Linked DNA regions of Homo sapiens: region 2 is linked to region 1. The links are chromatin loops, found by intact Hi-C in ENCODE. Cell type or tissue: sigmoid colon. All regions are shown on one strand. Each heading gives the region's core, and the rest is flanking DNA. Links, peaks and the distances in the headings are about the cores only. Region 1 overlaps LOC105373760 (a long non-coding RNA gene). Region 2 overlaps LOC105373760 (a long non-coding RNA gene).

Region 1 (16,078 bases), core at 5,415-7,914:
AAGCTTTAAAAAAAAATCTTGGCATTAATGTCAATAGGCACTCCCTGGGGAACTCCAGGGACATAAAGCATAAGCTTCAGGACAAAATTTTGCTTGTAGCCACTGTACCTGCAGTCATCCAGAACAAACAAAACCTTCAGCCCTGCAGAGCCAGGCTACCCGAGACCAGAATGCCCCAAATTTGGGAATGACCTCAAAATCACTGTTTCAGAGTTCAATATCAAGCTCCTTGTTTTATATAACATGCAAGTGAGCACAGATTGAGTAAGGAACTTGCCCAGGCCACACAGCCAGCAGTCAGCAGCACTGGCATTAGGACTCCAGCCAGCCCCTTTCCCCATCTTCTGGGTTCTTCCTCTAGGGGTGTCCAATCTTTTGGCTTCCCTGGGCCACATTAGAAGAAGAAGAATTGTCTTGGGCCACACATAAAATACCCTAATACTAACTATAGCTGATGAGCTAATATATATAATATAACATATATATATAACATATAACATAATGTTATATATAACATATATATAACATATAACATATAATATATATATAATATATATAATATATAATATAACATATATATTTGCTCATCAGCTAATATATATGGCCTAGTCCCATAATGAAATACTATATAATATATATATATTATATATATCATAATGTTTACACACCTGTGTTGGGTCACATTCAAAGCCATCCTGGCCGCATGCAGCCCACGGGCCGTGGGTCGGATAACTTTTCAAGTCTACACCATAATTCATCCTCCCGCAGCTGGCTCTCTGGAGCCATCAGTTCATTGACTCAAGCAAGGTTAATGTATCCTCCTTCTAAGACAGATTAAATTCAAGTCCAAAACCACTTAATGCATGAACGTCATCCCAATGAGACCTATAAAGCAGAGGCCCTGTCAGCTTTGTAGGGCCCCAAACATCCCACAATGCCTTTTTGCCAGACCTGAATTGGCAAAACTCTTTGGCCAAAGGCTCAGATGTCTTTCACCCTTCTCTTCAGACTGCATTGGTAAACCACGCTTCTTTTCTTTCCTCCTTGCCTCCTACCTATTTCCTCTGTAGCATCTGCTTTGTAGATCATTCTTCTGTGGTGTGTGAGGACAAACGACACCAACAATCACACCACCACTCAATTGCTGAAGAGTGTAATTCCTGAACAACCAGATGCACCACTTTTACTTTAATACTTCGAATTACTATGTGGAAATCCAGGATGCGTTTGTAGATTTATTTCTACTAACACAACAATTTTTACAAGTAACTAAAACTATGATAAAATTTTATCAGTTTCTGGATTTCATTCCAAGATGTCAAGACATGGGCCACATCCTCTTTAGCAGATTGTCTGGAGGAAAACCCTCCCATCAACCAAACTTAATTAATATTATTTCATGTTACTTGATAGAAATAAATAGTAATCTCCAATTTTTCTTAGCTTTTGAATAGGATATCTGAATTAACAGCATTGATTTATTTAAAATAAAAATAATGATCTCTCTTTACTCTCTAGCTCCCAATCGCAAAATCCCACAATCTCCAATTAACAGTGATTTATTTTATACAAAAATAGTGGCAAAGTTTTCTTTTCTCATCAATCCCCAAAATGTACAATGGTACTTTAGTGCTTCCTCTATGCCAAATCATAGATATCCAATATATGGCCATACTGCCTGATCTCATCTAACCTCAGAAGCTAAGCAGGAATGGTCCAGTTAATATTGGATGGGAGACCACCTGAAAATGCCATGTATAGGCTTTTAAAAAACAAAGCCGAGATACTCAAAGCTTCATCAAAATGGGTAAACACTGTGATAGTGGTTTTCAAAGTGCTTACTAACTAGCTCCAAAACACAGAATTGCTGCAGTACAACCACAAAAGCAGGGGGAACAGAATGTAAAGCATTTGGATTTTAAAGTTTTAAAAGATTTCTAGATGTTTAGAGTGATTAGTTCTGTCCCACTTACAAAATGGAAACTGAGAAACAGAGTTAATCACAGAAACCAGTCTCCTTCCCAACCTATAGTTTTATGAAACTATACAAAGACACAGCTAGGTAGCAACTTCTTCCAGGAAACATGAACATTTAGAATCTCATTTCTTCCATTATATGACTGAATCTAATAAAGAAGTACATTTTTCATGCCACAAAAGACCAAATGAGGCCAAACAAGTATTCTAGAATCAACTTGAGACAGAAAGTAATTCCATTATCATCAATCAGGGTAGCATGCCCTTATTTTATAATAATTTTAAAAATCTTAGTCCATCTCATACACTAAAGAAATTTATTCAGATAAGCTATATTTATTGTTTAATCTTGTGATGGAAGAAAAAGGGACTTTCACTTGCCTAAACTTGATTGTTTAAAAGAGGATATTTAAAACTTTTCCTTGCCAAATGTCCAAAGACTTGTAAACCAGGATATTCATTACAATGCTTTTTATAATTTATAATATATAAAGTAGATAATAACTTAAATACTCAATAAGGGGAGGAGCGATTAAGTAAATTATGGCATACTCCCATAATGAAATACTATATAATCATCAACATTGATTATTAGGGATAATTTATTGTCATGTAAAGATGTTTATATTAATGAGAAAAAGTAATGATAGTATTTAGGATCACAATTTGATAAAAATCTATAGTGAAAATTATATTTCACATACATGGGTATACATAGAAAAGAAAGGTTGGAAGTACAGACATCAAAATAATAATGTTCATTTCTAGGTAGTAGAATTACTAGTAGAATTTTTTTGTTTGTATTTTCCAATTGTTTTACATTAATATCTTTCATTTGCTAAAAAATAGTAATAAAGTATGTAGTGCATCTGAAAAATTTCATTCAAAATGATTAATATTAAAGAACTATTTCCAGCTGTGTGGCACATTAGCTTCGTGGTATATTTCATAGCTTGGTGATTTCAGGTAAGTGACAAATTGCTTTATATCCTTTCTGTACCTGGGTAAACTGAGGTACAAAGTGAAATCAGAGACAGAACTAAAAGCAAAACATGAAGTTCCAAGATTTCAGTTCCCGTTACTAAAATTCATGTATTCATTTATTCAATAAATATTTATTATGCAGCTAAAATGTAAGAAACATAAGGATAAATCATGTATAGATCCTACTCTCAGAGACTGCAATTACTAAGATAATAAGGAATCTACCTAAATTTAAAAAGAGATAATGCTATAAGAGAGGTATGAGTGAAGGAGAGGTTTCTTTTTACTCATGGAGTTAGAGAAGTATTATTGAACAACAAAAAGAACACAGTTGTGATTCAATACTGAAAAGTTGAATTTCTATGGTTATATGATGTGCATTATCTTAGAAAAATGAACTCTATGTAGTACTGAGTGAAAAAGGTGGGTTGATGCAAAACAGTATGTATGTTTATTATACACATTTTACACACACACATCCACATACACCAACGTGCATGTGTAAACCAAACTGCTAACAATGCTAGTCTCTAGTTAGGGGAATTACAGGTGGTTTTTATCATTTTGCTATCTATCATGTCCAATTTTATTACAATGAAGCTTAATGGTGTATTACAAATCAATAAAAGGGGAATACTTGTCCATGGTGACCAAATAAAGCTTGCATCATGCCATGATCAGTGCTGCACTATGCAGAAGCTAATGCTGACATGTGATAGACGATGACCAGGATGCATGACTTGCCCACTTCTTTTCTGATAGCCCCAGCTCTGATTTGTTTCCATTTGACAACACTGAATGAGTGGTACAAAATTATTGTCCCTACCTTTGTGTAATATTCAGAGAACTGAGTAGATGCCTAGAGATTCAAAAAAGGACCAAAATAACCAGAACTCTTGAGAGCGTACCTAATTACACAATCATTAATAATCAATATAGCTTCACAAAGAACTTGTCCTATGTAGATAATAGACAGTCATCCTATTACATAGCAGAGTGGAAGGCCTGATGGATCACAGAAAATTAACTGATGAACCCTAAGCTGGACTTTAGGAAGGCTTTTGATTCTCTCCTACAAGGCATGCTAGGAAAATAGACCAGGAACAGACAACTGTTGATTCATTAACTATAGATTGGCTGGGGAGTTCTAACTAAAGCATTCAAATTGAGGAGACGACAAATGGTGTTTTTGATATCAACCCGAATAACAGACAGAAGAGGCCAAAAAATGAAATTTAGAAGGTAAAATAACAATTTAAGATAAAATTGTACAAATAAGAAACAAAATGTAGATTAAACGTAGTATGGAAAAATGTGTTCAAAGTACACACCTGAATTACAGGAGCTAATTAGAAATTGTTTGCATAGAAATATGACTGTCAGTAGGCATTGCTGTAGCAGTTTAAAATACTGTTTTGACAATGAATACCGAATTAGGACTGACAGACAAATGCATGTTGTCTACACCCATGTTAGCACTTAACATGTTGTATTGCCATTACTTGTTGGCAAATCTTTCTCTCCCTCAAGGTTTTTGTTAAATCTTACTGTATTCCCAGCACCTAGCAGAGTCTGGCAGAGAGAGGATTTTTCAATACATCCTCAGGAATAAATGAGATCATCTCCCATCTTCCTCAGATACCTTAATAAAGCACTAAACTCCCCTCAGAGTGCTATATTTAAAGATGGATATGAATAATTTGCTGAGCATTCAGAGGAGAACTTAAAAAGGTGGGGAGTTGATAAATGAGAATTGGATTTTTCCGTTTATAGAAGAGAAAGCTGGGGGGTAAATTAGTTACAATTTTCTTTTTGAAGAAATCTTACGCAAAAGACATCTTTTTCTATTAAAAATGTCCAAAAGTGTCTGGGTTAGAAGCCCAGATTAGGGAAATGGACCATTAAATATTGGAATGGATAACAACAGAAAAAAAAAAAAAACCTCAACTAAAATATATTTTACTAAATGCTTTCACAAAAGAGCTAGCTCCTGAGCTCCAATGAAGACTCACGTATAAGCCGCTGTGAATTAAGAAGCTGGCCTTTCAACCAAGCCCCTTACGTAAGAGCCAAGACTCCACAATTTCATGATAAATGAGTAACCAGCCATCATCAGAGAGTTTGCACAATTAAACTGACAATTCAAAACTCAATTTTATTTTCATGATATTTATGTTCAAGTTATCATAGAAGTCTGTATCAACAGAATATAAAATATACTATTGATGTATAGAAATTAGATTTCTGGAAAATCCCATACTTATTTCTTCATGTATATTTGCATAGATTTCTATTTTTTTATTAGCTGGTTATTTCTTAATTGAGAGTGTTCTAAATAAAACCTGATATTAAATACAATATAATTATTTCAGTTCCAAAATACATCCAGTATACCCAGTAAATATGGCTTTAGTAAGAAATTGTGAGAAAAGAATCCCACTCTAATTGATTCTCACCTATGTATCAAATATTATTTTGTTCTATTCTTCAATCATTATTTTTTCTTTTTTTTTTAGCTGGGCAGCTCCCTAAACCAGAATAGGTTCAGAGCAACTCCTGGTCATCATTTTTTATTTGCAATATAAAAACTGTTATATATTATATTAATTATAATTTATAATTATAAATTATAATATAATATATTAACTGTTCTAATAACCCATTTGTCACTATAAATAGCCTTTGAGTTTTTCTTCCATTCCAAAAAGGAGTAAAAGGTCCCCCAAACCAATTGATTTAACACCAAATTTAAATAAACCCAAAGACCCTCTCACTTTTCACATTGAGTAGAACAAGGTCAGACTGGGCATCTTCCAAATGTAAAGGCTTAATTGGACTAATTCTTTCATGATAATAATGTATATTTAAGATAGCCACTAAAAATTGTCAATGCTAATTTAGTAGATCAATTCCATTAAATGCTTTGAACTTTTCACCACTTGCTAATCTCATCTATTACAGCTGCTGTTTTTGTTGAAAATCTAAGCTATAACTTAATATCAAATTACAACATTTCTAGGCAGACCTAAAAAATACTTTCTTATATGTGAAATATAACCTAAAAAGACTGTAAGTTGTGTAAATTGTAAGATTCTAGCCATAAAATTTCCTGCAGTCAAAATGCAGAAAGATCTTATCAATCTATTGGCAATTGACATTATGGTAAGAAGCTTATGGGTTTTTTTTTAACATCTTAGAAATAAATGTTTTATTGTATCTAAAATAAAGCTTTAACATTTGTGATTATTGATTGTAGACCCACCTTTATACACTAAATGGTTCAGACTGTAACATCAAACATAATGTAATTTAGGTAATACTTCAACTCACGTCAGTAGAAATGCCAAGGTTGTGCTCAACATTTAGGTGAACAATGTAAGGAATATGCTCATTAATGTAAAAAATAATATATTTGTTATTTAGCTAATGAAGAATTTTGAGACCCCAAACCACTATCGAATATCCAGCATGCCTTATTTGTCTGGAACTAGACTTCTGAGGCTATTTTTATTCCCTGTGATTTACCACCAGTATCCTCTGGGTGATAGTTGAGGAAACAGATGCTGGGAATCTCTCTGCTCAGTTCCTGAGAGGAGAGTTCTGACTCACAGCCTTGCCAGCTCCCTGCTTTGTACTCACATAAGCAAAGGGTGGTGAAGTAAAACGTAAATGACTGCCTGATTTCCAGTCTCTCATTGCCAGTTTCCTCAAAGTTTCCACTTACGCATTTGCCTCCCTTACCAATTTCGTTTGAAGTTCCTTTTCCAAAATCCTGAACGGCATGTTCCCAGGATACATTTACTTTTTCAAAAAAATTCATTCAGTGGGGATTTTCCAACTGAAATTAAAAAAAAAAAAAAGGAAGACTGGAGAGGGGGCATTCTTTTTTTTCGGCTTTTTCATTTACTGTCAATTGATTGTATTGATATCTGCAGAAGGAAGATGTAGATTTTTTTAAAAAAATTGTAAAATGTTCCCCTCTAAGCTCTAAGCACATTTTTCTTATGGAAAATCATAAACCTTCCTAAAAGTTTCCTGTATTCTGTTATTTATTGTGAAAGGATTTAAACTAACATAGATATGCTTCCATTTGGAGATTATACTTAAATTGTTAGTTTAAAAAAATTAATCTTTATTAAATGTCCACAAGGTATAGAGCATTCTTCTTTCTTTGTGCGTCTAGGCTGACAAAAATACACAGGGGGAAGAAATCTATGAAGTTTAAATACCTTTTATAATGAATTTAAAACAGAAGCATACGCCACATTATAGACTGAGAATTCAATTTCACAAGGCAGCAGTTTCTCTTAAAACTATTATTTTAGGTCGGGCGCGGTGTCACGCCCTGTAATCCCAGCACTTTGGGAGGTCAAGGAGGGTGGATCATGACATCAGGAGTTCGAGACCAGCCTGACCGTCATGGTGAAACCCGTCTCTACTAAAAATACGAAAATTAGCCAGATGTGGTGGCACGCACCTGTAATCCCAGCTACTCAGGAGGCTGAGGCAGGAGAATCACTTGAACCTGGGAGGAGGAGATTGTGGTGAGCCAAGATCCTGCCCCTGCACTCCAGTCTAGGTGACAGAGCAAGACTCTTTTTAAAAAAAAAAAAGCTATTATTTTACAGAGAAATTAAATTCACTGGCCAGAGTATGTTTTTACAAAGTTTTTCTTTAAAAACCTACCTTTACTTTATTGAAAACAATGGGACCTATATGGATAATTTTCTTTTTTTTTTTTTTTAGCTGGAGTTTCGCTCTTGTTGCCCAGGCTGGGAGAGCAATGGCGTGATCTCAGCTCACTGCAACCTCTGCCTCCTGGGTTCAAGCGATTCTCCTACCTCAGCCTCCCGAGTAGCTGTGATTACAGGCATGCACCACCACGCCTGGCTAATTTTGTATATTTAGTAGAGACAGGGTTTCTCCATATTGGTCAAGCTGGTCTCCAACTCCCGACCTCAGGTGATCCCCCGCCTCAGCCTCCCAAAGTTCTGGGATTACAGGAGTGAGCCACCACGCCTGGCCAATAATTTTCTAAGTGTAATCTTATGTGAGTAAATTAAATTTCCTTATCAAATGCCACTGAACTACCTGAATGTTTGCTTATTAATCCCATAATTTAGTGTGGCTTAACAATAGCCTGGATAATTGATTTAGACTATTTTTATATTAGGAAAACTTGGCAATTGTTATTGCATTTCAGATAAAAAGAGTTTAGGTTGACAAGTTAAGTCTCACAGCATCACCGCGACACCTTCTGGAAGTATATCTATGTGAGACGGAACAAGTCAACCTACTACTAATCCAACAGAAATCTGTCTGGGAGAAGGGGAGTGAGGAAAGGTGTCGGTTTGTTAGCATGTAGAGCAAGCAGCCTACTAAAGACTAAATTATTGCTTTCCATCACAAAGACACTTACCCATCCTCAAGTTGACCACCATCTTGTTCTCTGTGAAAGACCTGGCTGGTAGATTGGGCCGCCTCACTAGCATCAAATAAATATTCCTTACCAGCCACAAAGGGAAAATATATTGAGCCAGATTAGTAACATTCTAATAGAAAATGTGGCATTTTGAATGAGGAAAACTACTTCAGTGAAAAAATTTGGTAAGATGCCCACAATGAGCAAAGAACCTTAAAATGCAAGAGATTCTCCAGTGGAAAATGGCCTAATCTTTATGAACTAACTGCTACACAAAAGGCAAAAAGTCAACACAAAAATTGACATTTAAAAAATCTATTCGCCAATAATATTTTGCAAAGATATTATACACACACGCACGCACACACACACACACACACACACACACAGTAAAGGAAATATAACTGATGAATGATGCTGAACTACTTTTGTAGCTGTTTAACAGTTACAATCTTGGGGTCTATGTATGCACAAAAACACCAAGTAACCAAATGATTCAGTTAGACATTAAGCAAAGAAAGTCAGTGAAACTTGCTGTATGATCTGAACAACTATTTGGGCACCCAGGCAAAGAGGTAAATTCACCACTTATATATAAATGAAAAAGACAGGGTCAGTAATATGCTTGTTGTGATGCAGATTAGGGAAGGGTAAAAAATGTCTTAAATGAACACTTCAATTCTGGTATATGATTACAAAACTAAAATCCCTGCAGTATACACAAATACAATTGCCTAACTTCAAAGTCCCAGGAAGCACCCACAAGGAAAAAACACACTCTGATTTTAATGTCTTCCTGATCCCCTCAAATGGCCTAATATGTATAATATTGAAAGTCAATTCTGTAGCTTCTCAAGGGTTAAATTCTTTGTTGCAAATAACTCTAAAAAAGTATCCCAGTAAGAATCAGGCTTAGACTAGTTCAGCAAGAGGAACCGTTCCATAATGAGGCTTGGCCTGGACCAGTCCCAGGAGAATTAATTTTGTGCCGTAGAACACCTAGATAAATTAGTTTTGCTTTAAATATCGAGTCCTAAAAGAGTTAAAAGAGGGAGAATATCAATCAATAATTTTTAGATTAACTACTTTGTATATGACAAAACAAAATTAACTTTGGCATTATAACCACTTTCTCTCGCATTTCTGATAAGCCCCAAGTTTAAAATAAGTAATTAGAGATTTAAAAACCAACCGAATATGTGCATTTGTTTCTTGTTACAAAATACTAATTCACTGCCTAGTTTGTAAAAAAAAAAAAATTACTCATACATTTTGCAAAATTACAAATATTGTTATTTTTATTAAAATAATCACACCTGAGAAGAATTCAGAAAATATGTAGACAAATTCCTGTAGGGTTTTTTTCATGGAATTGCTAAAGGAATTAAGCTTTAAAATTAAGTGAAAAATAATATTTCAGTTAACAAAGTTAGGTTCTTGAAATTATATTTTCATTGATTAATTCCTTCCAATGTCTACCCATTACTTCTCTTTTATAAAATTTATTTGTATTGAAACATTTGTGCAGAATTAAAATCATACCTACAAATGATAACAAATTTAACCTAAAACTCCCTTGTGTTTTAAAGGCTTTTTCTGGTTAAATGCCTACCAGAAAGGCAAATACAAAATTCATTTCCATAAGAGATGAAATCAGGCTTTTAACCTAGCCAATTGCCCATATAAACAATCTTCAATATTATTTGGTCATCATTTGGTAATTAAAATGGAAAATCACAACCATGCTGAATTTACTCCAGGTGCCAAAAAAGTTATTTAGCAGATAACTAGAGATAGAGAAAATGTCTCTTTAACAGATTCTTTTAAGAATACATCTACAAGAAGCATCTGGCTTTCAAACAGTCATAAAAACGAGAAGCAGTTGAACAGTGGCACCCAGAGGTGAAAAGTATATTGCTTCTAGAGATTTATATTGTTAACTACAATGTTTTTTAGTCATCCTTTTTTTCACTTCCAGATTTGTTTCTAGTATCATACCAGAAATCATTTTTTCTTTGTTGCATATTGAAATACCATATTTTAATAAATAGAAATAAATGTTTCGTTTTAGAAAAAGTACTTTCTTTATTAAATTGCATGCCAATTTCCCTCCTTCAAAACAATAAACCAACTGAACACCAGGCAAAATACCTTCCATAGTTGAATATCATGTTCACTCATCTACTTCTAGCCTACCAAAATTATTAGCAAAGATATTTTTAAGAAATACCTCTGTGACTACTACACAATTTCCATATACTCCAAGCTACATTTGTGCTAAAGATGTTTTTGTTGGACCATCGCGTATCCCTGAAGAGATAAACCTGGGGAGATTTTTAGAATTCCATACTGAACCCCCTCCCATTATTATGATAGCAGAGGATGGAAATGGGAATAAGAATGCTGGACAAAAGAAAAGGGAATAAAAATACTTTTTTTTTAATTCCACAGGAAGTTTAAAAATAACAAAATCTATTTTGACCAAAATCAAAACGCGCCTGCCGATTTTAATTAAAGCAGCTCTATACCTTTGAACCAGCCAACAAGCAGCTGCAGTAAGCATTTGGCTGGCTCTGAGTTCCTAAGCTAAACTGCAGAAAAACGCCTCCTCCTGGATCTAATCACCTTCGGGCGCCTCAAATAAACCTTAGCGTGTGGGGCCAGCACAGGTCAGTTTTTTAAGAGCCTCCGTAGAACAGGGTCTTATTTTTGTTCCTGAGCTGAAATGCACACATGCACTTAGCAGAGAAGGTTTGCCTAATCTATCACCGGTTTTCGTCTGTTTCTGGGTTTCCATTACCTTTTGTCAGACGTTTTCTCCAAGATCCTCGCTGCTTTCTTTTTAATCACCTAAGAAGCAACATTGATGTGACAAGCTCCAGAAAAAGGCTCGTCCTTTCTTATCTGCATCTTCAGCCTAATGATGAGGAATGGGTTCCATAAACTTGAAAAAGGCAGGAAAATGCTGCCAAAGTCATTATCCACTACTTTAAATTGGAAAGAAAAAAGCTGTCCCTTTTTAGAAGAATGGTAATAACGTATAAAATAATTGTACAAAGCCTACAGCGTTTCATATAAGAAAGGAAATTGCCCAATGCAATTTAAAAGAAAAACAAAATACCTTCATTTCCCGCTATCTGAAATCTACATCAGAATGTACCCTCGATTTTGCATATGAAGCAGAGTGCTCAATTGCCTGCCAGAAATGAGAGCGAATTATGCCTGCACTCAAGTTAATATTGAAATAATCTCCCTCTTTTTGATACCTTCCTCTCGTCCCTTTTTCCCCTTCCGTACATTGCAGTGTCATTGCCTAAATCAATCTTTGGGCATTAAAGGTAGCTTCTGGGGAGCTTCTCAGTCGCCAGCCTGCTACTTGTCGGGGGCATCGGCTATGAACTGCAGCTGGATGGATGCCTGTCTGCCTGCTCGTCTTTAAGTCTCACGAAGCAAAACCGCAGGCTTTCTCGTACTCAAAACCACACCATCATTGTCCATATTCGGGTATTTCATTACAGTAACAGTTTGAAGGACACCAGGCTTACAGCCTTTTGGAGCAGACGGTAGGGAAGCTGCTCCACATGGATCATATTGATCTCTCCAACCACTCCTCGAACATCCACAGCTGTTCCAAGATTTGCGCCCAGCGGAGACGAGACGCGGCAGTAGACCTGGGCGCCACCTAGTGGATTCTATTGACCTGGGGGAGTCGTCAACGCGTGGTGAGGTATATAAGCTTCAGGGAACAATCCCTACAGCCAACCTAGAAAATACTAACTATAGTCGAAGCAATAGGGAAGGAGTCTTATCTTTAAAAAAAAAAAAAAAAAAGTAACAAGAAGATGACAAAAGAAGCAAATGATTCAAATGACTGACAGGAATTTCAAGAGTGGTTTTTCAATATAAATTTCAAATCTCTGAAATGTCAAAGTGCTTTATTATTTATATCTTTATTAAGAAAAGGAAAATATAGAAAGTTTATTTTGCCAAAATATTACCACTTTTCTTTAATCTGCCAGATTGGTCACATTTTGCCTTAATAAGTTTATAATTCAGTAAGCCAATCCAAATGGAACTGAATTTTTATTTTTCCTACCATCTAATAAATATGAGTCTTAAGAAAAGCTGTTTATAAAATATTCCACCAATTATGTCTCCCTTCTTCACCCATTCCATTCACAGTTTCCATTCCTATTATCCCCCAAAAGAGGTCGTACTCATTTTTCCTTCTATTCTTTACATGCACACATTTTCTGGAAGAAAGAACTTCAATTTTCTTCGTGGCAAAGTTGTGGCTATTACCTCGTTTGAGATCAAATTCAAAATACAATTCCTAGAAAGTTGTACCTTCAATTGATCCACATTCTGCAATCACTTCCTACTTTATGTTTTCAAATATATTTTATTTAACATTGCCACTTGATCATAATTTTCTAATTGTCTTACCTCCACAAATTGTACTTTTGTCTGATCCACAACCTCTGCCTCAGAAGAGGAGCCTATTAAATGTTGAATAAATAGCTATAACATAAGCAGATAACTATCTCTGACAAGATTTGTTAATAAATACTCTGGTTATTCTACCCTTTGGATGTGCTAAATATATCAACAACAACTAACATTTATTGAGGTTTTTTACTTGATGGTCACAATGGCCCTATTAAAATAGATACTACTATTATCCTTATTTTATAATTGAGGAAAGCTACTTCTAGAAGGTTAAGAAATTCACCACATTGACATGGGCAGTAAGAAGTGGAACTGAAATTTGAACCTGGTCTTTCTGACTCCAGAGCCTATACCCTGAACTTCTATACTACACTGTGTCTATCTTATATGTTGTTATTAAAATATATGATACACTATGATCTTATTACTGGTTGTATTATATTTTGATGATTCACTTTATAAAAGTAAATATTTCTAGTTTTATCCCCTGCAAAATAAGTTATTTTAGATAGTTGCTAAAATTATTCAAGTTGTTAATATTTTTTACCACGTTTGGTCTTTAAAGAATGAACTTACTATAATCAAAAGATTTGCACAAAGGAAGGAAAAGAAATTACTTTACTGATCAAAGGACCGATGCAGGAAAATATGCAAGCTGACTGCATTTCGCTAAGATTGCAACAATGAAGTGGAAGAGCTAGGGGAAATGGGAGATCTGGTAATAACTGTTTCTTTGTTTTTTCAGTTCACCTGACCTATTTAAACATTTTAATTTAGAAATGCTCCTCAGACTTCTCAGGTTTGGTCTCATGAGTAAGCAAATCAGGAACCCACAGGAACCACTTGTCAGGTTTCATTTCAAGGGAATTGGAAAGGGATCCTGACCTCCTAAAATATTTAAAGATGTTTAAAATCACATTCTTAGACCTTCTTGAACAGAAAAATGAACTTTTAAAAAAAGAGACAACATCGGTCACAATTGTTCAACACTAGAAATAACCCACAAGTCCCTAAAGAATAAAATAGCATGGCAAATAACATGGTAAATTCACGTAAGGAAATATTATTCAGCATTGAAAATGAATGCACTAATGCCACACTCAACATGGATGAATCGCAAAATACAATTTTGAGCAAAAGCAGCAAGACACAGAAGAATACAAATGATTCCACTTACATAAAGTGCCAAAACTGGTTCTGTATTTCACAATAAAAATGCAAAAGAAGTACATCCAATGGTCATTTCAAAATGCATCCAGAAAAAAAACATAATAAGCTGTGCCCATCATTTATGTTTTGGTGAAAATAAGTCTATCAGCTCCATGATTGCAGTCTTGAGAGGGAAGGAGAGAAGAGCAAAGCATGAAGACTGTAAATTCTAGAAGAGAGTAGTGGTGAGACTGTGAGCTCTGGAATCACACTGACCTGGATTTGAACTAGAGCCCTGCCATTTAATGACTGTGGATCTTGGGCTGGGGTATAAATCTCTCAAGCTCTTTGTTCCCCACCTAGAAAATAAAGATCACAGTGGGCCCAACATCATAGGGTCATTTTGAGGCTTACAGCACGCACTAGTTTTCACTAATTGTCCAATAAGTGTTTTTTTTCTTTCCCGAGATTGGAAGTAGAGGAGGAAATCAGCACAGGGAGTAGCAAAGGAAAACACTGGGCACTCACTGTGTTTCCTTCCCACTCACCCTTGGGTCACTCCTCCACCCCATGGGCTTCTCTGTGAACCACTAACACTTGCTTCTCTAGCAAGAGTCACCAGAGATCTTGTTATTCAACCCAATGAATATCTTTTCTCTACATCATTTGATACTATTTACTTTTTCTTCCTCCTTGAAACTTTTCTTCTCGTTTTCTTTGATAACCTGGGCTGTCCCCTTCTCACTAAAACCCCCATCATTGCCCACTATCAGGCCCTTGTCACTTTCCTCCTGTCTGCAACAGCCTCCTAACTGGTTTTCTCCAGCATGGCCCCTTTCCAACCCTCTCTCCACACTGCAGCCAGTGCATTTGTCCTAACATGTGGATCTCACCATGCCTCTTCCCCACAGCCTTATAGCAACCTCTATCTTGTTCAGCCATGGAAGATCTAGTCTTTCTATCTGTCTGTCTTCGGGCTCATCAATTACTGCACTAACCTACCCACTCTCATTTGGACCTTCTTGGCTTTCTACCACCTGTTTTCTCTACCTGGAATCTTGACCATATTACCTGCCTCACATAATGAACTTTAAAACTCAGGACAGGTCTCCCTCCCACCCACCATGCACCTCTTTCTACATTATATACCTTCCTTTGTAATCAGTACAATCTATGATCATTCTTGAACCTCTGCACTATTTACCCATGGATGGTCTACATACTCAAAAGACTGCCAACTCTGTAAAGGCAGGCACCTTTCCTACTGATCTTTCTATACCACCACCCAACAGAGTGGCCAACAAAAACCTAGTTAAGTAAATTAATGAATCAAGCAAATAATCAATGCTTACTTCACAGTTTTACAGAACTATCATCGCATCTCCTCTACTATAACTTCCTCATCTACTTCTACAGGAGAAAAGGGGTTATGTATCATATCCTTGTCTCTTAAACTCTGTCTTCTAACATTTATTGGTTATTTATTGCCATCATTATTATATTTTTCCACATCATATTTAACTAATCAAAAATTTTACAGGTATTTTAAACCTCTTGATCTTGTTCAATATGCTGTATGGGTAATTGGATAGCCATGAATCCAAATACTAACTTTACCACTGACTAACTCTGAGACCTTGAGTAAGTCACTCAACTCTGTTTCCGTTTTCCCACCTGTAAAATGAGGGTAAAAATTCCTAACCAACGGCTTTCTTGTGAAGTTAAATGAACTAAAATGAGGTTAATGTACATAAAGCATTTAGCACATTGCCTAGCACAAATAAGAATGCAGAAATAGTATCTACTAGTATTAATGCACAACTAAGTTTTGTTTTGCAGAGCATAATTTGTTAATCATTCATTATAGTGCTCTGTACTTTTCAAAACTAAGGGTCACCTTGGTTTTAAGAGTAAGGCCTCGGCCAGGCGCGGTGGCTCACGCCTGTAATCCCAGCACTTTGGGAGGCCGAGGCGGGTGGATCACCTGAGGTCAGGAGTTCGAGACCAGCCTGGCCAACATGGTGAAACCCCATCTCTACTAAAAACATAAAAAAATTAGCCGGGCATGGTAGTGAGCACCTATAATCCCAGCTACTT
Region 2 (16,175 bases), core at 4,531-7,030, 65 kb before region 1:
TGATAGTATGTCCCATGAAGCCAAAAAAATTCACTATGTTGACCTTCCAGAAAAACTAGGCTGACCCCTTTTCTACAGAACAAATATATTCAGTGCTTCTTCCACCAATAACATTCAAGAAATAAATAAGCCAAATGTGTTTCGTTGTATCTGCTCTCCTCCTATGCACCTATTCATTCAACAAGCATTTATTAAGTGCCCACTATGAGCTGTACACATGGTAGCCTTTTTATATGAGACCCCTAATGTCATAGACTAAAACTGAATGAGAGTTTTCTTAAGCACAATTTCTAAAAAAGAAATGCTCTAATTTCAAAGCGAATTTCTCAACGTTTTTTAGTCATAAATGTTTGCTTCCTGATTATCTCTTGTCTGAATTTAAGATTTGGAAATAAGCAAAGAGATGAAGATTGCATCTCTTTTCTAAGTTTAGCAGCACATGCCTCAGAGATGAGCCAGTGCTGTCCCACCAGCTTGGCCCTCCCTTCACTTGGCCCTCTTCCACCCCAACCTGAGAAGCCCCTCACTGGGCACACAATGAAAAATCCTACTCTAGCCCATTCCTTTATGTCTATGAATTAAATACTCCACAGAACAATAGAGAGCTATCCTTATTTTTAAAGGTCTTTAGAAGGAGAAACCATACCTTTCCAAAGTAGGTGATTTTAGTGGTTACCAATTTTTCCTTTTTTTTTTTAAAAAAAAAAACCCTCTCTCTTGTCTATTTACATTTAAACTCATTTACTTCTAGCTATCTTCTGAGAGTTGGGGAGTATCTTCTAGCATTCTCAGATCTGAGTAAAATATGCCTCTGTGGTTAACATATGTACAGGGGTCAAATCTTTGGCTTCTTTGAGCAGCTTTATAGCTAATCCAAGAAATACCCACATAATGGACAAAGATGAGACAGTCCATGTGTCACCCATATTTAAAGAGTCAAGTTGCTAATTAAAGAAGCAATAAGATAATTTATTATAACAAAATTAGATCCAGATACTATTCCTTCTGCTACAGTCACCAAAAGACTAAGCTGGGGCAAGACCTGGACTGAATATTAATGATTTTGAGTGAATGACCAGGGCTCCTTACAAACCACCAGAATCATGGAAATATTCTGAGTTTGATCTTAAGTTCATGGAAAGTAGAATATTCTAAAAGTAGCAGAATTCAACAAAGTGAGCCCAGGAGCAACAGAACTGGAACCTACCCAGTAGATACTGTTGGGCTCTAAAGAACGACACTGAGCCACTGGGCCTCCCAGCATGCTTTCTACTCCAAACGGCAAGCCCTTTTAAAGCAATGCTTCTCCTTCCATCCATTCATCCATCAACAATAAAACTGCTTTGACAGGATTGATTTAATACTTGGGAGAGTCCTGAATTTGATGAATGCATGACAGCTGCTTATTTTGGCCTCTTTTGCAAAGCTGTAGCTAGCATTGTTAGGAAAGCTCTAGATGGAAATTCTTTCTTCCCTTTGTTTCATTTATCAGGGCATATTCAGGGTAACTGCTACAAAGAGCAGAAAAGAAATGGCTCCTGGAGCTCTTCTAATGCAAAGGGTGGGTACACTGCTGGAAACAGGCATGCTGCTGAACTGGGTGCTTATAGACTCTTTGCAGACCTATGACATTGCGCGTTAGCACCAATGCCATTATCCACGGACAAAACCTCCCTGGTTCTCTTTGACTCCCTTCAAGTCATGACAGGTCTCCTGCCTTGTTTCTTCCATCAACCATGCCAACTATTCTGGAAAATACTCTCAGGCTTCAGGGAAGATTGTGAGGCTCTTCAAGATGTCAAAGTTCTCCCACCCATTCCTAATTGACTGTCCTTCCCAGCCTGCTCTTTCCTCTACCACTTGCTTGAAATTTCCTCCAATCACAAACACCCAGGGTCTAATTTTTCTTGTATTTCATTGCAGCAAGTCCAGCACTATCCTCTAGTGGCATTATGTCAGCCACTAAAAGTATTCTTTAGATTAAATGACAGGAAGTAAACACCCACATTGCAGAACATGCTCCACTCAAGATAGAGAGGTAAAGGGTTCATTGCCAACTGTATTTACAGCATGGTGAACTAATGCCCCTTAGCTGAGAGGGTACAGTACAGTCATCCGCTAGCTTTCATTGGCTAAGAGCACACAATCATACTTGGAATAAGGAGAAAATGTACATTATGGTATACCATCATGGATTGTTATATATACATATTTATAAACTTATATTCATTGGATATTTTTATTCAGTTCCACAAATTTTAGGAAAAATTTCAGAAAGTCCCACAAATTTCAGAAACAAGTAGTATTATACCAAATCGAGGTTATGTGCTTTCTGGCAAATGCTTCAGATTTTTTAGACAGATTGTTAAACTCTTCGGCTTCATCTCATAAATCTTCATTCCAAACTCAAGGGAAGTTCCAGAGGTCAATTTTTGTGGTATCAAAGCTCTCATTCTGCCTGAGTTACTCAACTGGAAGCCTCTGGAAGCCAGCTCTCCACCACAGCTCCGGCTGACACCAGAGAGAAGTGGGCAGCACCATCTATGACTCACTAAGACAAGGTAAGATGAGGGCAGGGGATTGACTGGATGGAAAAAGATAGACCAGGAGAAGATAGCTGGGGGATGGTCCAGGGAAGGGTAGGGGCAGAGGTGTGCACTGGTTTGGCCCTCAGGATGACAGTATCCAATCAGACCAAGGGGAGAGCAATTCCAGAAGCAAAAGGAAGAGACTATTTTCAATGGAGAGGCAGAATTAAAGGCAACCTAGACAATAATGTACTCTGGAGCTAGAACCAGATAGCAGGAAGGACAGATGGGCAGAAACGGGCAGCCACCTTCTCCCCAGAAAGTTGTTTATAGCTGTAGCTGTAGGAGATGGCCACCAGACAGAAGCCATGGCCTTGCATGAGGAACACAGTCAATGCCCGCACATGGCCAGGAAGTGAGGGAGCATAGGTATAAACACCACAAATTATCTTGCTGATTCTCTTCACTGCATTCTGTTGCCAGATGCAACAGAGGGGAGGGGAGGAGCTGAACTGATGCACTGTGCAAGACAGCCTCTCAGAGCACAGAGCAGGGTGGGCAAGTGTGGACAGTGAATATGCAAGGGTGAACCAACAATCTCTAGCACAGCTGGGACCACGACCACTTGCAGACACTGGCACAGAAGTCATGCTTTGGATCACCACGTCTGAATTTGAGGCACTTAACTTGCTTCTAAGATGGGGAAGGGGGAGGAGTTTCTTAAATATATTCGTTTATATTCTTTTCTTTCAGTTTGGCCCAGGTACTGGCGCTCATCGGAACTCTCAGGCAGGAGTCGTCTCTGCACGTATGCAAATCTCAAAAGCACACCTCCTCTAATGCTTGCACTTGGTTCTCAGGGCACCTTTCCACAGATCAGGTCAGCATTTAATGTTCTGAGTGCCATTCAGAAACCTGAAGAAATTTACACAGCCCAGGGAGCCAGAACCAACACCTCCACTTGCAAGTATATTGGTCACATGAATTACAAAGAAGTTTTATTAAAAGAAAGTTAACTACCATTAAAAGAAATTTCCATTCAGAGTTTCAAGAAGCCCAGGGTAAGCTCTCTCACCCAGGTAGACCCCACTCCCAGCTGCTCTGGGGCAGGGCTGCTGACTCCACCAAGCGTCACTGGCTTGGACTGTGTTTCCACATTGCTACTCTCTCCTCATCACTGCTGAACCTGCAAACAGCCACTGCTTGCTGTTTCCCTGGTCACTGAGCAGCTCCCTCCACTCCCAGCCCCTCATCCTTTCAAAGCTCCCTCAGATAGTAATGTTTGTTTGCTTGCTTGCTCGTAGCTTAATTATGCTCCTTTAGCCTCTAGGCTGTGGCAGAAGGTCAAACCACAGTTAGGCATTGAAGCCATTGCTCCCCTAGCACAATCAGCAAAACCCCAGCATGAAGCCCAAGCATCTCAACTCTCTCCTGCCTAGAGGTAAATTCCTTCTCCACCAGGCGCTCTCTGAAGATTGTAAGGAGGCTCTCTCTCTCTCTCTCTCTCTCACTCTCTCTCTATTTTGTTATTTCATACCTGTTGCTAACCATCCATTTTAACCTTTCTCTTCACTGTTTTTACCCACTGGGATTCCTCAGCAAACACAAGTTTTATGGATGTTTTGCAAAGACAAGATGGTGTTGAGAGAATGAAAAGGTGATAGCAATCATGTATCTGCGTTTTTTGCCCACAGTTTATCGAGATGCCACACAGCTTGATAGGTTCTTAATTAGTCTGACCCAGAGAATCTGAGACCTTCTAAAAGCAGTTTCAGAAAGAGCAATACAAATCACCACCATTATAATAAAAGCCACTGTTTATTGAGACTAGGTCCTGTACCTATTTAAACTGTGTGCCTTACATATGTATCCTTTAATCCCCACAGCAGCCCAATGTGTTATATATTATTATCTTCATTTTAGGAATTAGCTTACAGAATTTAGGTAATATACCCAAGATTAACAAGTCATAAATTGCAAAAACAGGATTTGAATTCAGATCCTGGGCAGGCTAATCTTAGTGCCCATAATGCCTACTATCCCATTATAAGGAAAACACACGTCCACAGCCCCTGCTATAAGATGAGACTAAATCACTTGTTATGCAGAGGTACAGGAATATGTTCAATTAAAACAATAACAATGCCAAAGCGTGAAATTCATAGCACCATGAATATAAAAATAAAACATCTTAGTAAACAAGACATGTGGGGCTGAATTTTCACCTCATCACATCTGTGAATTCTTAGATGCATTTCTTAGACACATGATTTTTCTGGATTACTATTATATATAATTGACATACATATTTACTTTTCTAGTACTTCTGGAATGATATAAAATACAGGACAATTACTCTTCCCGTAGCTCTATTAATACATTTGATTATTTTAAAAATCATTATTTCAGTGATTTATGTCTAAGTTTGTCAGACTCCTTTCCCTTAAGCACCACTTCCAATTTCTGATATTAAGCATGTCCAGCACAGCTTGGGCCAACTACATGGGCCCTTCCTGATGTTACAACACATCTTTCTAGCTTTCCTTACACCACACTGTGACATGTACTTGTAGGAGAAGAAGGATTTATTTCCGTACTCATCACTAGGCTCATAGCTGAGGCACCTATAGCACAAGACAGAATAACAAAAGAAAAACAACCAGATTTATTTAATAAGTTTTATGTGACATAGGAGCCTTCATAAGGAAATGAAGACCCAAAGAAACAGATAAACCTGGATGTTTTTATGCTTTGGTTTGAAGAAGAGTGGATGGTGGTAGAGAAGTATATGATTAGACAAAGGAGGTACGATCTAATGGTAATAAACTGGGGGGAATTTAGCAAGGCCTGCTTGTTCAGATTTTCCTCTGTGTCTTTGAGGATAAGGATGTTCCTTTCCTCTGGATATAGGGAGGGTCCATCTAAAATGAGGCTTTATGAGCTGCTTCAAGGGAAAATGGCAAAGGGAAGGTGAGGTGCTTCTGCTGATTTCTTAAACACCAAGGTACCATATTTGGAGGTAGCAGGATCTGGATTCCATCAACCAGCAGAGGCTTACTCTGAGGAGTCAACAAGAGCATCAGTATGGACCAGCAGTTCCCTCAGGAAGCCAGGCAATGGGCCAGCCTCCCTTCCCCAGGCCAAGATGGGCTGAGTCCAAAGCTTACAAACTAAGTGTCCATACAGGCAGAGCAGGTGACGTAACTGAGTGAGGTGGCTGGGTGTGAAGCAATCAGGAGAGCACGTGGAAACTGTAGTGTTCCTGCCCTCCACCCCCTATGCCACCTCTCTGCCTAAGCAGATTATTACCACGTGGGATGGTGGCCAGTGTTGCCAGCTCCTCTGATTTTCCCACAGAACTCAGAAACCCAAATTTTTGTGTAAAGTCACTGAGTTTTTAAACATAATTGGACAATTTTAATGTGTTTTTAAATTATATGAGTTAAGTTACACATGCCCTTGACTATGGGCCTGCAGATAGGACCTATAGATGCCAGTTTGCAACTCCCACCTTCAGCCCTGAAGATGGCGGCAGCTGCTCCTTTCCTGTCACTCCATTGCTCCATTACATGGTGCTCTCTCTCAAGCCTCTGTCCCCTCCCCTTGGCTTTTCCTCTGCCTCTCTTCTGTTCTGACTCATGTCATCCTAATTCCTTCAGCCCGCACCCTCACTCCCTCCTCTAATGCTGTCCTCGTGTCAAATTTCCATTATAATGATGATATAAAAAGACCTGATCCCCAAATTAAACAAAGCAACTTATGAAAAATCAAAATGAGTAAAGCTTTCAAATCTTGCATTAAAAGGTACCCAGTAGACTCCTCTATCCCTATGGGCACTTTATAAGTATTAATATTTCAAATGCTCATGATTGAATTGAGTTTATTTTTTATTCCTATTGGATGGCACCTCATACATATGCTGTCTGCTGTCTTTTCTCTTTAAGTTCTTGAAGTGAAGAGCCCTGTCAGCGCCCCCTGTTCAACCACTCCACTTTCTTCATGCCCCCAGCTCCTCTCTGCAAATATAAAGCTGTTAACACCTCAGAAGTCTCTCTTCTGAGCTGGACCACAGTGGTGCCTGGGGCTTCCTTGGCCTCCTGGTGGTTCTGTCCCTTCAGCCCTGCTGTGATCAGGAGCTCTCCGTGAGAACGGTGCAGCTCTTTATGCAGCACCTCAGTAATGCAACTCTCCACCTGCACTAAGGCATGTGCAGCCCTCATTTTTTGGGTCTGTCACAATTTTTGGCCATTTCACAGGGCTAGGATGTCAAAAATAGGGCTAATCTTACAGCTACAGAGAGTAGGCAGTTGCCTATATAATGAGACGCACCCAAGTAATACAATAAAATAAAAACTTAAAACATCCCCACCTGTTCACTATGACTGAAACCTCAGGCCAACCTCTTCATTCCACCACAGAGGTGCAGGAGTCTCTGTCCTGGGAAAAGCTTCCACACACTAAAGGCCATACAGAAGGGCAACTACTGATGTCAGGCATGTCCCTGAAAGCAAGCTTGATTGTGGGAGAAACAAAAGACATGGGGCCCCTGAAGCAGGTATAAGGCCCCACAGAGGGGGTGAAGCAGGTGGTTATGCACTATTTTGCCTGGAGCTCAGCCAGTGCATGTGCCCACCAAGGCAGGAGAGTAAGAATTTAGGGAAGTTAGTTCAATCACTGTGGAAGACAGTGTGGAAATTCCTCAAGGATCTAGAACAAGAAATACCATTTGACCCAGCAATCCCATTACTGGGTATATACCCAAAGGAATATAAATCATTCTATTATAAAGATACATGCACACATCTGTTTACTGCAGCACTATTCACAATAGCAAAGACATGGAACCAACACAAATGCCCATCAGTGATAGATTGGATAAAGAAAATGTGGTGCATATACACCATGGAATACTATGCAGCCATAAAAAGGAATGAGATCATGTCCTTTGCAGGGACATGGATGAAGCTAGAAGCCATTATCCTCAGCAAACTAACACAGGAACAGAAAACCAAATACCACATGTTCTCACTCATAAGTGGGAGTTGAACAGTGAGAACACATGGACACAGGGAGGGGAACAACACACACTGGAGCCTGTCGGGGGTGTGGGGGAAAGGGGAGGAAGAACATCAGGACAAATAGCTAATGCATGTGGGGCTTAAAACCTAGGTGATGGGTTGATAGGTGCAGCAAACCACCATGGCACACATATACCGATGTAACAAACCTGCACATTCTGCACATGTATCCTGGAACTTAAAGTAAAATTAAAAAAAAAAAAAGAATTTAGGGAAGTACTTTAACCTTCCTCCAGTCATTAAGACAAGATCAAAACCCTAACCCACCTTCCCCAACCTCTCAGCATTCACCATATTTAAACAGGCAACTCTGGAGACAGATAAAATCTACTGCAGTCTCATGCTGGTAATTCCTTAAGCTGAAGACTTGAAGGCAAGTCCTTTCTCATGGAGGAATTTCACTTTCCTGGTCCAACAGAGATACAGCCCAGAGGGCAAACTCCCCAGTTGGGCATAATTCTTTGGGTGAAATGTTTAAAAGAGTCCTGACAACATAGAGCAGCAATTTCCATGCAAATGTGTGCCTGTGGGGGGAAAATGCAATTGGCCCAACAATCTTGTACTGATGGTGCACCCCCTTCCCACTCCACTGGGGTGTGGAAACATGACTTGAAGAAATCTATCTATTTGTTCAGCTTTTCTCCCTCTGAGCGTGCCAAACATAAATGACTTCTGTGTTTCAAAAGAGGTGCTTGCTCCACGCTGCTGCTCTGTGTCAAGGACTACGTGGAGATGAGAAGCTGTAGTCCCCTCCTTCCCAGTGAGGCTACGGGAACAAAGGCAGTGTTTTTTTGTTTTTGTTTTTGTTTTTTTCAGAAAGAAAGAAAAATATGGCAGGACATTGATGTTTTTTGAAACAAAAAAGGATGATTAACAATGTGGGATTTACAAAGAAAAATAATAGTAATAATCTACTGAACTTGGTGAATGCCACATGATCACAGTGCTTCAACCGACCCACCCACCTCAGCTCTGATGGCCGCGGGCCACCTGGGACAGTGGTGGATGTAGTAGTGGAAAGAGCTCAGGACCAGGAGATTGTTCTGGTCTCTGCCACTTAATTCATGAATTTAAGATGAATTAGGGCAAACTGAAATAAGCATGATGGGGTTGAACTAGCTCAGGGGTCTTCAAACAGGGGTACAGGTACACATGCCTTGAAGCATTAAGACTTTGCAAGTAGCACATGGGCAGAATCAATCGCCAAATCTTCCATTTCAGCAAATTTCTTTCCTGCAATTAATCTGCCTAAGATTGTGCCACAAATACTTTTTCCCCAATATTCCTTTTCCTTCTTCGTAAAAAAAAAAAAAAAAAAAAAAATTAATATCCACCTCAGTCTTCAGCCACCACAGTCTGACTGAGGTACCATTTTCCTGGGGTGCAAAAACCTCCATGGCTCCCTCTGGAGGGAGAGTCCTCAGAGAAAAAAGCAAGGGGGCTTCAGAAGGAAATATGGATATTGAAGAGAGGCAAAAAAGTCATGACAACCCTCTGCACCAATATCCTTCCTTTCTTCTTCCTTCCCTGTCTCCCTCGTTCCCTTCTTTCATTTCTTAGAACTAGAATTCAGACGCGAGAAGGTTCCAAAAGGCCATGTTCTAATACCTTTATTTGAGTTTTAAAAATGTAATAAGATTTTTTCTGACAGAAAGTGAGTCCAAATTGGCAGAATGGCTTGACAATAAGGACTAGCTTTGCCAATTAATTTATATGATGCACACTCTCCTTGAATTTAATGAGCTAAAGCTGCAGCTCCAATGTTCAGATGAAAATATACTTTAATCATGGATATATCTAAAGGATACATCATCTAATGTACACTTTGCAACTATTTAAATTTATGATAAAAAATACTTAGATGTCAACTCGGAAAGACTCTTTCAAAATTATTTTATGGAATACATGAGAAAAGTCTGAAGTCACAAGTCTAATTAATTCTTGTCAAGTCAAACTGCCTGTGAAATTCCTTGGCCTCTTCTCTTTCTCCCTCTCTCTGTATCCAGCCCTATCCCCCACTCTCCTAACCTCCCAAACATCTCAACCACCTTACAGAGGAGGGGGCTACAACAAACAGGCTGAACATCTCAACTTATTCAGAAAAAAATAATAAACTGGTTTTGTTCCCATTTCCCTCAATGGATTAATTTAGTATTTCCTTCCCACAGGTAAGAAATAAATATGTTATTCAAGGTCAGACAGAGTAACAACCTATCTTCTTAACTTTCTGTTTGTAATGAATACCATTAATACAATTCTCTTTTTTGTCCACAATCACCACTTCTGGGTGTGAAAATCAGAAGAGAAAAGCACATAGGAATAGATATCAATATACAGATATCTCCCTTTCCATTTGCTTGAGTAATGGAAGGCCACAGTGGTAAATGTTTCAATTTTTACCAGCAACCCTCAGAAAAGGAGACAAACTCCCCAGTGACTCTTGGTAGCTACACTACCCAGCTGGTTCTTGCTCTAGACAAAAGTGTTTTAATTTTGTGCATGGCCCCCTTGGTAGTCAGGGGAATCCTATGGACCCCTTCTCAGAGTATGTAAAACAAATGAATAGGATTGCAAAAGGAGCTAATTATCTTGATATACTCTTATCAAAATATTTTCTAAAACATTCTGGTGCATAGTAATGCATGTGCTTTTTCAGTAACATTAAATAGCAAGTGTCAGTGGCAGGAGTAACAACTATCACAATTTTAAAGTAGTGATTGGTATAAATGATATTTTGAAATATCTGCAACCATTATAATGTTATATGAACATATCTATAATTTGGTGACAAATTCACAAATATCGTTGATATTACTGGGGCTTGTTGCTTGTATACATCATAAAAAGTGATGTTAAATTTCAGTTGGAGTTCAGTGAAAATAAAGACAAGTTTTTTTCCCATCCAAGTTCATGGATACCCCGCTCAAGACAAATTGTGATGGAGGCAATATTTAAAAGGCCTGCTCCCCTTTCCCTTTGGCCCCTTTACTCTTCTGGCTGTCCCTTCCTTCCCAAGGTACCCACTCTGCAGTAGCTTTAGTTAGTGTTACCTGTCGTGATGGCTCATGAGTAATAATCACTATTCCTTGACTGTCTACCATTTTGCATATATCATTTGTACACTTTACAACAACCCTCCAAAGCATTTTATGAATGGAGCAATTAAAGCTCAGAGAGGTTAAATAACTTGTTCAGGGCAACAAAGTCGAAGATTTGGGGGTTTAAACTCAGGTCTCTGTAGCTTAAAGCTTACTCCCATTTTCACTGCACTACACTGCCCCCTAGTATGAAGGAATCTTGGAATTTTGTTGTTGTTGTTTTGTTTGTTTGCTTGTTTGTTTGTTTTTGAGACAGTTTTGCTCTGTCACCCAGGCTGGAGTCCAGTAGCATGATCATGACTCACTGCAGCCTTGACCTCCTGGGCTCAAGCAATCCTCCCACCTCAGCCCTCCAAGTAGCTGGGACCACAGGTGTGTGCCACCACACCTGGCTACTTTTTTTGGAGAGATGGGGGTCTCACTGTGTTGCCCATGCTGGTCTCAAGCTCCTGGGCTCAAGTGATCCTCCCACCTGGGCCTCCCAAAATGCTGGAATTACAGACACGAGCCACCTCATCTGGCAAAATCTTGGATTTTAGTAGAGAGTTTCTTAAAACCCAGTACTTCCCATAAATCAATTTCTAATGGAATTTCAGGGATCAGCAAAGGTAAACCTACTTGGAGATGAGGAGTCCACCCTTCCATCTTTCTACACAAGTGACCATTCTCCTCACCCACCAGCCCACTTCTGCAGAGAGGGAAGGAGCTGGGCCAAATCGCAGAAATGTACCCACCACCTTTGTGAGGTCTGCATGAGTTATAGGACATATGGACAAACAGAACCCTTTTATATTTTAGGTGGGGGGGAAAGGGAGACTGAGGAAGGACATTTATTGCCTGACTGCCATTCCAGGAAGGTTCTAGATGCATTCTTAAAATGTTTTAATTATTCCCAACACAGTAAAGAAACTATTATCCCTACTTTGTAGAGCAGGAACTGAACACCAAAAAAAGATTAAAGAAAATGAAATGTAAAGAATCTCCCCAACCCTATAGCTTCACAATAGCTTTCTGTCGTTATAAGCAGATTTCACAAATCCTAGAAGGAAGCAAGCACTGGCTGAAGGAAGAAGAGTATCAAAAACACTCTTTCACAATCTAAGTTTGCAGACAACTTGAAAGCAATGTCCCTGCACTATTAATAGACTGTAACCTCCCCAAAGTAAGAGACCATGTCCCTGGCGTGTCTGTACTCCACAGAGGAGATTCACGGTGATTGTTTAGTTGAACTAAGGCAGCGCTGGCCCATGAACTTTCTATGTAACTCTTCAGAGCATCCCAGGCATTTCTTTGCCAGTAGAGGACACTCAAAGTTTCTAGCAAGTTGATTTCCAAAGTCATAAACTTTCTGGACAATGCTGTATTCATTAATCATTGAAATGGGATCCATCTTTATCTAATCCCTTTCTCCTCTCCTACCAAGTTTCTTGGCAGTTTAAAGCAGATCTGGTAAGTACTGTACCCACCACAACCACTGGATTACATCCCCCATCTGGCTTTTTACTAAGATTTGTCATGGTCAAATATGTGGTATTCTATTGAGTGCGTTAGAAAATTAAGATAAATGACAATAGATTTACTCTAACATCTTTTATACTACAAACATTATTTGTAAAATTCTGCACTAGTCTCTAGCTAAATTTTCTCCAGTCTTCCTTATCTAGTGTTAATTCTAAGAAACCATTTTTCAATAAATATTTATAAGCACCTACTATGAGATCTGTACTATTCTAAGTACAAGGAGTAGGGAAGAGGTGAATGCATTCATCTGATTACAATACAATGTGATAAGTGCTAAACAGCAGTATAAATGCAACTCAATGAATGAATGGAGAAGTTATACATTTACATAGTACTTCACATTTTTAAAATTGCTTTCATATAGTGTTTTCCTCAACACCACATCTCCTTCCCTATGTGGTAGGTAGGAAAGATATTATGACCAAACTTTATCAAGGTTGCAAGATTTGCCCAAGTTCTGACAGTGTATCAGTAAGAGAACTAAAGGTAGAGTCCAAACCACAAAGATCTAGCCCAGTACTTGAGTCTCTACTTTCACTACTCATTCCTTTCTCGGGCAGACTACTTTCCCACATAGCCAATGTCATTCAATAAAACTGCACATTAAGATATTCTGAAATCTCACAATCCCACTTATGAAGGAAACCCTTGAAGTTCTACATCTCACTCCAAACTTCCACATGCAATTATTCCACCAGGCCAATGAGTGGGAATGGTCCATAAACTATGACTTCTATCCTCAGGGGTTCCACTTATCTATTGCTATGGAACAAATTATTCTAAAACCCAATGGTTCAAAACAACTACCATTTTATTATGTCATATGATGTTGCCTGTCAGGAATTTGGACTAGGCTCAGCTGATGAGCCCACATCGTTCCACAAAATGTTGATGGTGATCACTCTGCTGTATGCAGCTGGCAGATGGCCAATGGCCTCAATCACATGTCTGACACCTTGTAGGGAAGACAGATTGTTGTAAAGTTGGACTTAGCCAGAACTATCACCAGAGCATTTCTATGCAGCCCTTCTAGTATGGCAGCCTTAAGGTAGTCGGACTTCTTACCTGGAATCTCAGGGCTGAAGAGTGATAAGGCAGAAGCTGCATGGTCTTGTGATCCAGCCTCAGTAACAGCCTCATGGCATCACTTCCATCATGCTTTTTTGGGCAAAGCAGTCACAAGTCTGCCCAGATTTAAAAAGAGAGGACACAGAGCTCTATCTCTCCATGAGAAGAGTGTCAAAGAGTTCGTAGCCACGTTATGTGTTTCTTATATTAATTTATAATTCCTCTTCTTGACCAACCGTGGCCAAGAGAGTTGCCTCTGTTCCAGTCCCAACCATTTCCTCTTCTTATGTCACCCAAGATTGCTAGCCCTCTTCTGCCTGTTCCGCACCTACTACATGTTCTTGTCTCCTGCAGTGTCATGCTGGATGTTCACATCCTATATCAGGACCTATATTACACAAGGTTCTCAGTCTTTGTCTATGGCTGCATGAGGTATACACTAAGGTATTGAGTCTTTCTTAATTTTGTTTAAAGGTGCTATTGTTGTTTGTTTAGTGCCAAGAATGGCTGCTCTCTCCATTGGCACTGCTTTCGCACTGTTCAGTTCCTGAGGCATTCTGCAGCTTCCTTATATACATATCAGCTCTGCATGATCTTTGCCAACTTAAAATTGTGCTCTCAGAGTAGGGTCTTTACTTGTCCTAATAGAATTTTTTGCTCCCAACAGTACGCTTGGGACAAAACTGCAAAATAGATGAGAATACAAGCTCTGGAGTCAGAAAGATCTGGGTTTTTAATTACAGCTCCACCATTTACTGTGAGATCTTGTCCAAGCTACTTAATATCTCTAAACCTTAGTGTCCTCATCTGTAAAATAGAGACAAAGGTATACACTTCATGGAGTTGTCAAAAGGATAAAGAGCATTGCATAGACGAAGCCATTATCATATTGCCTGGTACTTGGTAACTATAGTAATAGTAGCACTACTGGTAGTATCGATGGTGATTAACAATATCTGACTGATAAAGGACTACAATGGTTTAAAGTGCTGATAAAGATGGAAATGGACTTTTACACCTCCAATCTTCTCTCTATAGATACTTAAACTGAACTTAAGTAAAAATGTAGACATGCACACAAGTATACACATACCTGCATGTGTCAAGTTAAAATATTTATATTTTATTTTATCTAATAAAATATTTTTATTTTATACAGATATGTCAAGTTAAAATATTCATATTTCCCCTTTTCACCAGGTGTATTTTATTTATATTTCTTAAATGTCCATGTAGGTGTTTTCTGTCAGTCATTCATACCAGCATTTCAAGTAATTTTTACTAAGAGAATTTACCTGTCTTAGAAAAACATTCAGATGCAATTGTTAGGTTCAGCTGCTCCTAAAGAATACAGCATGATGAAAATGTCTCTAGAGCATCATAAAGAAACATTTCAATATTTAAGATGGCTGGATTGACTCCAAGGACTGAGAGACAGTCTGTCTATCACCAGCTCAGCTTCAGAAATACAGTTCTTGGCTCCAGTTTGCAGTTCAATGTATGTGATCAGTGCAAATACAAGGTGAATAAATCTTAAAGATACTGAACTAAGTTATTTCTCAACACAAGAACACAAGGGACAAGACATTCTTGATTAGTCGATGTCTGAGCTAGTATTTCATCTTGGACTAGCTGATGTGAAGGTTAATGTTATTGACTCCCTCTTTGAATCTTCTTTGGAGAAAAGCAATATTCTGCTTTGAATTGGTTATTACAGCAACACACTCCCCATATATAAGATCTGTCAATATTCCTTCATCTGGGAGATTCTTCAGGTCTAAGGTTTTACCGGTCATGACGTGAAGTAATCTACGTCACAATTCACGTGCAATTCACTTCACTTACACAGTTCAACCTTTCTGAACAAGTGAGAATCTTCCCAACAGGGACTATATTTACCTGTCATACATCCACAGCTGTGCAGAGGAAATAGAGTGGAGAATAGAGTTCAGGGCATTTTAGAAGCTCGGAAAATTTGTTTCTCAAATAACCAGTGAAGGATTGGTGTAAACATCGAAAGTTCCTAGGTTTGATGCAAGTACAGTATGTCAATTCTCTAGGGCTGCTATAACAAAATACCTCAAGCTGGGTGGCTTAAACAGGAGATTATTGTCTCAGTTCTGGAGGCTACAAGTCCAAAGTCAAAGTGTTGGCAGAGTTGGTTCCTTCTAAGGATTATGAAGGAGAATTTATTCCATGCCTCTCTCCTAGCTTCTGGTGGCTCCAGGCATTCCTCGGCTTGTGGCAGTACAGTTCCAATCTCTGTCTCCATTTCCATATGGCTGTGCTTTCCGTGTGTGTTCATGCCATCTTCCTTCCATGCATGTCTGTCTCTGTGTCCAAAGTTCCTTTTTGTATAACCTTTATACAAGGTTACCAGTCCATTAGAGTAGGCCCATCCCAATGACCTCATTTTCACTGTTACCACTGTAAATATGCTATTTTCAAATTATTTAAGATCATGTTCTGAGATATGGGGCGGGCCGGGGAGGGGGGAGGGGGTAGGACTTCAGCATATCTTTTTCTTTGCATGCTTACAGGATGCAAAACTCTTGAGCCAAACAGAGTAAGGAAATGACACAGTCACTTTCCAGCAATGTAGGCCCAGGAAAAATACCAAAGTAATACAAAAGATTCAATTCTATCCTGCAAAAATTATCTTTTCATTGTTTAATCTCCTTTTCTGAAAGCTACCATTAACATAATTTCAGTTTCAATCCTTGTGATTTAAACTTTTTTTTTCCCCTAACAGAAGTAGTTTCTTCTGTTAGGTACAAGATTCCCCCAAGTTTTCTATGCCTTTTACTTCATTAGCAAGAGGGTTTGGTATAAACTGCAACCAACTCCTCTGCATTTTATTTTGCAGAGAGAAATAGATGTAC

What was found. Hi-C counts contacts between places; a loop is a spot of excess contacts. Peaks named below come from ENCODE experiments on the same cell type or tissue, not always from the same donor. Only the 100,000 strongest peaks of a DNase experiment are listed, where the experiment ranks them.
Region 2: it touches region 1 in a loop (2.7-fold over the local background); 2 of 110 quality-filtered maps call a loop at or near these places.

The regions. Positions count from the first base shown.
Region 1 is chr2:177,137,038-177,153,115 of GRCh38, forward strand. The region is part of intron 1 of LOC105373760 (a long non-coding RNA gene); the gene reads right to left. It also overlaps the pseudogene RNA5SP112. Among named protein-coding and RNA genes, the nearest start is that of MIR4444-1, 68 kb to the right of the region's middle. RefSeq lists an enhancer at 11,338-12,061. In sigmoid colon, for the core only: no CTCF peak of the experiment used is centred there; a DNase peak (open chromatin) is centred at 6,584.
Region 2 is chr2:177,072,943-177,089,117 of GRCh38, forward strand. The region is part of intron 4 of LOC105373760 (a long non-coding RNA gene); the gene reads right to left. Among named protein-coding and RNA genes, the nearest start is that of MIR4444-1, 130 kb to the right of the region's middle. In sigmoid colon, for the core only: no CTCF peak of the experiment used is centred there; DNase peaks (open chromatin) are centred at 5,025, 5,679 and 6,106.